Linked DNA regions of Homo sapiens: region 2 is linked to region 1. The links are chromatin contacts, found by Hi-C in ENCODE. All regions are on one chromosome and are shown on one strand. The core of a region is the stretch at or near the end of the contact, and the rest is flanking DNA. Distances in the headings are between cores, read along the strand shown.

Region 1 (4,876 bases), core at 1,149-3,648:
ATAGACTATGTATTAATGAATGAGTTCTGTTATAGGGAACTGGTGCTTAATCCTGTTGGAGACTCTCTAAGAGACAGTTGAAACACACTTCAAAATTATTTCTCTTAGGGGACAGAGAAGCTAGGGTAGTTATCCAGCATATGCACGTTACACTGGATAGGAAAAATTCTTGTGGGATTAACTTCCCAGCACCTATGGCCTGCCCCATACCTATGCATCCTCGGAAAAGAAAGGAGTTGTCCATAGATGTGGAGACTGGCTGAAGATGCAGCATCAATACAGCATTTGCTGCAGAGTTTGCTCAGAGTTTGAGGCTGCAGTGAGCTATGATCACGTTACTGTACTCTAGCTTGAGCAAGACCCTGTCTCAAGACCTCCAGAGTGGATCAAGGGGATATAGATGCTGCATCAACAGCATTTGCTGAAGTAGGTTTGGACAATAATAATCTCCCTTGTATGTCTCCGGTCCCTTCTAGAAAGTTGGCACCACTTCTATAAACTCAATTAAAAGGTGACAAATTTCATCTTCTACAATATCTGGTTAAACCTGGTCCTGAATGTCCCACGTGCACTAGGGCTTAGCCACCTATATGTCCTCATTCAGATGCCTCTTATTATTTCTGTCAATACAGTTTGGTTCATGTTATTCGTCTTTACAAAAAGCTATTGAGTTACTTTATAGAGTTAGACAAATGCTAAAGTTCATTTGGAAAAACAAACATGCAAGAATAGCCATAAAATATAATGAAAAAGGAAAAATTACACAGGAGACTAACCCTACAGGACATTGAAGTACACTGGAAAGCCTCTATAATTAAAACATTGTTGAAATAACACATGAATAGACAAATAGACCAATAGAAAGTAAAAGAAAGACCAGAATTAGAACCAAATGCATATAGAAATTTAGGCTGTGACAAAGGTGGCATTTCAAATGCCGCTGAAGAGAAGATGAGCTATTTAATAAATTGCCCTGGGGCAGCCAGGTAGACTTTTGGAAAAATTTAAAATTAGACCCACATCTCATAGCATTCACAAAAAAATACATTTTACATGTATTAAGAATCAAAATGTAAAAAGTAAAACAATACAAGTATTAGAAGAAAACACAGCTAAATTCCTGTTTAATCTTAGTGTTAGGAAAGGCTTTCAAACAATGACTCAAATGCATAGGTAATAAAAGATAAGACTGATAAATTTTACTACAAAAATTTTTAAAATTTTTCTTGACAGAAAACCACCCTAAACAAAATCAAAAGACACTGTCAAAATTGGAGAATATACCAAAGACAAAGACCTAAAATCCCTAGTATGTAAAGAACTCTTTAAAAATTAAGGGACAAAGGTCCAGGAATCTGATAGAAAAAATGGGTAAAGAAGTAAAATTTGGGTTAGGCATGGTGGCTCACTCCTGTAATCCCTGCACTTTGGGAGGCCGAGGCAGGAGAATCATTTGAGGCCAGGAATTGAAGACCAGCCTGGGCAGCATAGTGAAATCCTGTCTCTACAAAAAATTTTAAGATTTAGCTGGCCACAGTAGTGCGTGCCTGCAGTCCCAGCTATTCAGGAGGCTGAGGCAGGTGGATTGCTTGAGCCTGGGAGTTTGAGGCTGCAGTGAACTATCACTGCACTCCAGCCTGAGCAAGACCCTGTCTCTAAAAAATACAAACAACAACAAAAAAGTGAAGTCTGACTCCAGCTACCTTTTCATCTTTTTTACATTCAATGTCCTTCACTGTGAGCCATTCCCAACATATCTCTACCTTCTCTTCCCCAAGACTTTTCCCTTTCCATACCCTCAACGGTGTTCTTTTTGTTTTGACCATCTTACAATGTTCTAGCCATCCCATCAACTTCATTTGTTCTTCATTGTTCACCTTCTTCAACGGTAAATCTGTCATGGACTATTACATGCAGCTGTTTTTGTACTGTGCAATTCACACGATGTATGTCATAGATATGTGGAATGCCCTCCCATGGATGGCTTCTGATTTTCTATTGGCTCTGACTTGGATGAAAATAGATCTAAGTTGATTACAAGTCTCATTTCACTCGCTGTGATTCTATCCCTTTCTGGACTGCAGTTTATTGATTTCATATGCCACCTTCTGTTTGAAGTCTTCCCTAATCTCTTCAAGTCCAACAAATCATTTTCTCCTCTGTTCTCCTGTGGGGACATTTATCTCTCTTCTGTGGTGTTTATTTCATCCTGTCTCATGTTACAGCTAAATACAGCACACCCTGGGTGCCCAGTTCATTTCTGTGTCTCCCAGAGCAACCAGCCCAACCCTTTCTTCTCCATGGAGATTATACCATAGACTCTTGTCAAATCAAACCATATTTAACTGGCTCATTAACCAAAACAGGAAATAAATACGAATGAAACTGAGCTCTAAGCAGCATGTAACCTGGCCTGCATCCAGGAAATAGAGGACTTCGGATCCTTCTAACCCTACCACCCAACTGGCCCCAGTACATTCATTCTCTCAGGAAAAAAAACAAGGTCCCCACAGCAAAGAAAAGGAATAGGATCAAGAGATACGTGGCTGCTGGCAGAGCAAGGTGAGTCTGCTTAATCTGGTGGTTGGTAACTGGGAGTTGGTGATAAGGTTTTTCTACCAAGTGAGACTTACGGCGAACCAGTGTGGATGAGGGATAGACAGAGTGTATTGTACTAGCTTTATTGAGTCTGCTCCAAGAGAAAGAAAGAGAAAGATAGGACATGGAGGGGGATGGGAGAAACAAAAAGAAAAAGAATTTTTAAAACCACATTAGAATGTATAAGTAGCCTAGAAAATTGAGCAGTGGAAGCCACCCAATGAACAGACACTGCCTTGGCAATGGGGCTTCCCTTGAGAAGGATAATCTCCATTTAACTAATATTGACATACCTGGGACCTTGGAGGATTCTTGTCCACTCTCTCACCCTGTTTCCTTTTCCAGAAAATGAGAGAATTGAACTCAATGTTGTCCAAGAGATTTTCTAGTTCTGAACTTTTGCTTTCAGCCAGTACTAACATATGCAAAGCAGCACTCTAAACACTATGAGAGGCCGGGTGCGGTGGTTCACATCTGTAATCCCAGCACTTTGGGAGGCCGAGGCAAGCGGATCGCCTGAGGTCAGGAGTTCGAGACCAGCCTGGCCAACAGGGGGAAACCCCATCTCTACTAAAAATACAAAAATTAGCTGGGTGTGGTGGCGGGGGCCTGTAATCCCAGATACTCAGGAGGCTGAGGCAGGAGAATTGCTTGAACCTGGGAGGCGGAGGTTGCAGTGAGCCAAGATCGTACCACTGCACTCCAGCCTGGGTGACAGAGCCAGACTCTGTCTCAAAAAAAAATTAAAAAATAAACACTATGAGAGACACAAAGATGGAAAAGATGGACCCCTTGCCCTCTGGTAGCCTTTAGCCTCTTTGAGTCTTAGTTTTCTCATCTGTAAAACTGGGCGGGTGAGAGGATGAAAGGAAATGTATTTGTAAAGCACCTCTTAAGTGCCCTATAACTGATATCTATTATTTGTAACATGGGATTCATAAACTTGTAGAGGGTTAAGATGCTCCAATGAGCTAGAAGAAGCAAAAGTCCTTTTTAAAGGACAAGTCCATATGTGAGGGAAAATTCTCTCGCATTTATTTCTTGGCAGCATGAATTCGATGACTTCAGCAGTTCCGGTGGCCAATTCTGTGTTGGTGGTGGCACCCCACAATGGTTATCCTGTGACCCCAGGAATTATGTCTCACGTGCCCCTGTATCCAAACAGCCAGCCGCAAGTCCACCTAGTTCCTGGGAACCCACCTAGTTTGGTGTCGAATGTGAATGGGCAGCCTGTGCAGAAAGCTCTGAAAGAAGGCAAAACCTTGGGGGTAAGTGAGATTTCCCTTTGCAGGCCACAGACTGCACAGCTGGAGTGATGGCAGGGGGAAGGGAAGGCCTGGGAAATACACAAACACTACATCCCGCAAGTGGGGCTGAGTTGATCGCGCCTTGCCAAGCACAGGTCTATTAGAAAGCTCAGCTGCACAACATCACAGGCGGCCTCTGCTCAGACCTTGTATTTTCTGATTTAGGCATTTTCGGAAAGAGAAAGAAAAGCAACAAAAAAGCAGCACGCTTGAAGGTTGATCCTGTTGCCAGGATCCACGCCCAGCCCTGTGGCCTCTGAAGAAAGGGGTCCCAGCAAGACCAAAATAGACCACAAGGTGGAGTCAGAATCCAATAAGATCGAATCAAATATTTGCCCAACAGGAAACAAAGCAGGTTAGGCAACCAACAACATAAATGGTCACCGCAACCCCTGAGAGGCTGTCCTGCGCTGGACAAAGAAAGGCCCATTTCACTGTGTAGCTGAATGATGGGCATGAATTTGGATGCAGACTGCCCGAGCTCCAACCCTAGCTCCACCCTCAGATAGTGCTCATGGGAACAAAAATTGATACAACCCTTAGGGAGGGAAATTTGTATCTGCCAAATTTACAAAATATCCAATAATTCCATTGCTGGAACTTCATCCTCCAGATATGCCTGTGCCCACAAAAACTGTGATATGTATGAGCTTATTCATTGCAGCGTGGTTTGTGATAACAAAAATATTGTAATATCCATCAATATAATACCGGTTAAGTCAGTATATTGGTTAAGTCAGTGTAATATACTGGTTAAGTCAGTGCATCCAAAGAATAAAATGTAGTGGAGCTATGAAAAGAACAAGAAAGCTCTTTGTGTAATGATAGGGACACACCCCAAGATATGGAGTTAATGGAAGAAAGTAAGGGGCAGACACTGTGTATAATTTGCTTACATTTATGTGAATTTAAGGAAGTAATATATTTGTATTTGCTACCACGTGTGTAATATACAAACATACACAGATGTT
Region 2 (4,876 bases), core at 1,375-3,874, 140 kb after region 1:
CCCAAAGTACTGGGATTACTACAGGTGTGAGCCAGCGCACCCAGCCTCTCAGTTTCTTTATCTGTAAACTGGGAGTAATAACAACTGCACCTGCCTCACAGGATTGTTGGGAGAAGCATTAAGAAATGGATTTGTACTTGGAGAGTACTTGAAACAATGCCTGGACCAATCATTGCTGGCACCAATGTTTCAGGCTAGGTTTCTGCAGAAGCCAACTCTGAGAAGAGGATTAAGTACAATATTTGTCTGCTCTGAGAATGACCTCAGCAAGCATCTATAAGAAAGTGGGGAAGTGAGACAGGGATGAAGCCAAAAGAGGGTCCATGAGCAGATTACCTTTGTGGGCAATGCAAGTTCAATCCTGTTGGTGGCCTCTGGGGGCTACAGAGAAGCCCCTCAGTATCCTACCACCTAAAGGCAAGAAAGCTGTGATGTAGAAAGCTGCAATAAAAGCAAAGGAGTGGCCAGGCACAGTGGCTCACGCCTGTAATCCCAACACTTCAGGAGGCCGAGGCAGGAGGATCACTTGAGCCCAGGAGTTCAAGACCAGCCTGAGCAACACAGGGAGACCCCGTTTCTACAAAAAAAAAAAAATAGCCAGGCATGGTGGCATGAGCCTGTGGTGCCAGCTACTCAGGTGGGAGGATCCCTGGGGCCTGGGAGGTCAAGGCTGCAGTGAGCTGTGATTGTGCCACTGCACTCCAGCCTGGACAACAGAGCAAGACCCTGTCTCAAAAATAATAATAATTTTTAAAAGAAAGCAAAGGAGTGTAAGGAGACAGGGTCCCAACAGCGATCGCCACACCAGGCGCTTCTGAAAATTTCAGGAGTCTCCTCTGGGCCTCTGCACACCATGTATAATGACAATGACAAACTGAGCTCATGTGGGAGTAGGGGGTTCTGGGCCAGAGCCCATCTGATGCTGAGGTTGACAAAGTGCCTCCAAATGTCTGGGGGCCACCCAAAGGCCTCCTCTAAAACACATCTCCCTCTCTCTGGTGAAAACCTGAGATCACCCTCTGAAGTATTTCAGGCTAGACTAGGATATGATCCAATCGGCACTGGAGAGTGATCCCTCCAGCTGGGGACAAGAGCTTAGGAGGCAGGGCAAGCCAAGGGGGACTGGAGCAGGGCAGAGGGGCATACAGTCTCCTCCAGCACTCTGGCAACACCTGCCGGGCTTGGTTCTGAGTGTCAGATCATTGGGGTCTCCAGGCAGGGGCAGGGCATTTAAGGAACTGAATGGAACTCACTCCTCTGACAGTTGGGGGGTGGAAGAGCTGGGCAAGGAGGTGTCCCGGCTGCTTCTGCTGTGGACAGCTGCATGGCCGGAGAGGAGCAGTGAGGCAGGCAAAGCCCCCCTGCAGGGGTCTCCTTGACTCAGGAACATGAGGAAGATGAGGACACTCTGATCCCTGATATTCTTGGACAATTTCCCAGGCCCTCTCACAAGCCCGCAGCTGGAGAAACAATGGTTTCTAAAAGAAACCACTGGAATGTCAGACGGGGCCCTGGGACCTTTAATGGCCAACCCCAGGCAGTTCCAAGAATTACACAACTGGGCCACTTCCAAGATGTTCTTCCTAAGAAGCATGCTGTAAGTAAATCAAAGCCCCACTCCTAGGTCTCACACGAAAGTCTCCACAGCCCCACATTCCCCAACCCCACATCCCGAGAGTCTTCTCTAGGCCTTGGGAGGTCCAGAAGTCAACACCTGCTCACTGGTGAGGTCCCAAAGTGCTTAGTAAGCAAAGTACATTTACAGGTGAATAGCAAGGGAAGGGAGGGGAGGCGAAGCAGGTTCACACACGAGCAAAAACCACTGTCTGGGCTGAAAGGAAGATCGGAGATGATCCAACCCGTTTCTAGAACTGGGGTAGAAGAAGAGGGACGTGGGAGGATATGCAGCTGGTCGAGGGCCCAGGTGAGCCACAGGACAAAGGTGGTGCATCTTATTGGTACCTCAACTTCCCTCACAAACGTTGAAAACGCTGAAAAGGGAGGGAGAGCTATGGATTATATACGGAAGCACAGGACGGAAGAATCAAGAGTGTGAACAATTAACACAGAAAAGACCGATCTTCCACCTCCAGGACCCCCAGGTAGCAGTCCCTCAGGTAGGTGGGAGGAGGACTCTGACAGGATCATTTGGGATGCACGAAGCTAGTGCAAAATGACCCCTATTACAAATGAGAAAACAGGCCCAAGGAGGGCAGGACTCTGCCCAACTGCACCGGAGTTGGCTGCAAAACATCCACTGGGCCTTGCCTATGGGCTCCTCGGACCTTTTTTCGACTCTGTTCTCTCCCTGAAATGGGTCCTCCCACTTTCCCTTTTCTACTTGCTCGCTCTTCTTTCCCCAGGAAACTTTGCAAGAAAGGCAAAAGCGAATCCCAGGAAAAAGACTGGCTCATCAATCACATGTTGACTGCGCTCGCGCGAATTGCGCATGCGCATGCTGAGCCCCACTCTCCCCAACCCCGGTCCCGCCTCTCCACCCCTCACCAACATGGCCGCCTCAGCAACAGCCCCCCTCCTGTGCGTCACGGACGCGGCGACTCCTGACGTCATAGGAAGGCGCCGGTTTCGGCGGGGGCTGCACGTGCGCAGGGGTGTGGAAACTTACCGGCTGAGCCATGGATACACCGTTAAGGCGCAGCCGACGGCTGGGAGGCCTAAGGCCCGAATCCCCCGAGAGCCTCACCTCAGTTTCGCGGACGAGACGGGCCCTTGTGGAGTTCGAGTCGAACCCAGAAGAAACGAGGGAGCCCGGGTCTCCTCCGAGTGTGCAGCGGGCTGGCCTGGGGTCCCCCGAAAGGCCGCCGAAGACAAGCCCAGGATCACCCCGTCTGCAGCAGGGTGCAGGCTTGGAGTCACCCCAAGGGCAGCCAGAGCCAGGCGCAGCGTCCCCCCAGCGTCAGCAAGACCTACACCTGGAGTCGCCTCAAAGACAGCCAGAGTACAGTCCTGAATCCCCACGATGTCAGCCGAAGCCAAGTGAGGAGGCACCAAAGTGTTCTCAGGACCAGGGAGTACTGGCCTCGGAGTTGGCCCAGAATAAGGAGGAGCTGACCCCGGGGGCCCCCCAGCATCAGCTACCGCCGGTCCCAGGATCACCAGAGCCTTACCCCGGTCAGCAAGCTCCCGGTCCGGAGCCCTCTCAGCCACTACTGGAGCTGACACCCAGGGCACCTGGCTCCCCCCGGGGTCAGCATGAGCCGAGCAAGCCACCTCCAGCTGGGGAGACGGTGACAGGCGGCTTCGGGGCAAAGAAGCGAAAAGGTTCTTCATCCCAGGCCCCAGCGTCCAAGAAGTTGAATAAAGAGGAGCTTCCTGTAATCCCGAAGGGGAAGCCCAAATCGGGGCGAGTGTGGAAGGACCGCTCCAAGAAAAGGTGAAGTGGGGGACAGCATGGACAGGGGTGGCGTTCTCTATGGTGTTGGGACCCCGCCTTTGCCCTGCTGCAGCCTGGAGAATAGCCCCAGGGTTAGAGAGAGCTCACGTTAGTGGGGATGTTAGCAAACAGGTAATTACAATCAGAATGTGGTAAAATGCCCTGGGATCCCGGAGAGGGTGGGGCCAGGCCCTCAAAGATCAATTTCTCTGATGCCTTTCCTCCTCAGGGTCCCTATGGGCCTCTCCTGTAGCACCTCAGGTCTGTATTCGTTCAACAGACATTTACCGTTGTCTGCCCTCTCTAGTGAGAGAAGCAGAAGCAAGTAAACCAGCCATTACTTGATCAAAGCAGTGAGGTCTTCATCCAATATAGTCTATTACAGTTATTTGCCTTTAAGATAAAAAGTATTACTGAGCACTGATTATATAAGGATTTACCAGTCAACAGCCTTAATAAGGATTTACCAGTCAACAGCCTTTCAAACATGGAACAGCATGTGTCATCACGCTTAATCTGCACGTCAGCCCTGTGAAGCAGGCGGTGTTATTATTCCTGTTTTTTGTGTGAGGAAACCAAGGCTAAATGAGTGGTAGGCACAGGACCTGAGCACAGATCTGATTCCGAAGCCTGTGTGCAAAAAACCCCTTTACCCAATCCCTGTAGATCCACCTTGAATTGGATTGCGACCTTCTTAAGGGGCAGGCACGAGATCTTTCTTGTCTTTCTGTGCCAAGGGCATAGTAAATGCCCAATGAATGCTTATTTAATGAAGGAACGAAGTAGCTCATCTGAAGAAGGAAGAGTGTAGGCTGCCATGAAGGAGAGGTGTGGGATTCAGTTCCAATTCGAGCTAATGGGAACCACAGGGGAGAGTCAGGGATGTATGCCTGTGAGGGACCATGAGGAAGGAGGGTGTTTTTAAGGAAGAAGCTGACTCTGTGCCAGGCTTCGTGCTAGGCCCTTTTCTTGTATCCTTAAAACCCTAGGCTGTGGATATTATCCCCCCACCCCTGATGAAACAGAAGAAACTGAGGCTTACAGAGTAATTTACTGCAAGTCTCCCATGGGAGAGACTTTGAGGCTAGAGTGACTGTAACTGTTGGAGAAGTGGATGATGGCACTACCCCTCTGCCCTGTCCCAGGGGGTCACAGGAGAATGGCAGGGCCGTTGATGGCCATGTGGAACTGGAGGAGGCTGGTTCAGGTGGGAAGAGGGTGATGAGCAAGTTGAGCGGGTGAAGCTTGGGGTCCTGGTACTCACGCTGCAGGTGGGGAGATGGGCTTGCTGAGCTAGAGGGGGCTGGGCCCATGCAGAGGTGGGGAGAAGGGAGGGGCCCACACAAGACACAGGATCAGCAGCTGGAGCAGAGTAGGAGGCCACAGATCACTTGACCAAGAAGTCTGGAGAGAGGGTGTGTGGTTCCAGCTCCCTGCCCAACTGCAGACCCGTCCTGACTCACTGTTGCTCACTCAGAGCAT

The links. Hi-C counts contacts between places; a loop is a spot of excess contacts on that map. Pooled maps may share reads with other maps.
Region 2: a loop to region 1 is called in a pooled map, with 2.8 times the contacts of the local background. The contact joins the promoter of CCDC86 here to the promoter of MS4A8 in region 1. A Hi-C loop is called at or near these places in 1 of 168 maps with a recorded cell type or tissue (Caco-2), 4 of 37 single-sample maps with no recorded cell type and 3 of 50 pooled maps.

The regions. Positions count from the first base shown.
Region 1 is chr11:60,697,214-60,702,089 of GRCh38, forward strand. It overlaps MS4A8 (membrane spanning 4-domains A8), which reads left to right and starts at 2,399. Exons shown (of 7, transcript NM_031457.2): 1 at 2,399-2,562; 2 at 3,647-3,866. The coding sequence starts at 3,648. All of the region lies in intron 2 of LOC105369321 (a long non-coding RNA gene), which reads right to left. RefSeq lists enhancers at 3,443-3,944, 3,945-4,444.
Region 2 is chr11:60,839,489-60,844,364 of GRCh38, forward strand. It overlaps CCDC86 (coiled-coil domain containing 86), which reads left to right and starts at 2,625. Exons shown (of 4, transcript NM_024098.4): 1 at 2,625-3,394. The coding sequence starts at 2,637. CCDC86-AS1 (CCDC86 antisense RNA 1) reads right to left here. Exons shown (of 2, transcript NR_182293.1): 2 at 2,318-2,492. RefSeq lists enhancers at 1,715-2,914, 2,821-3,050.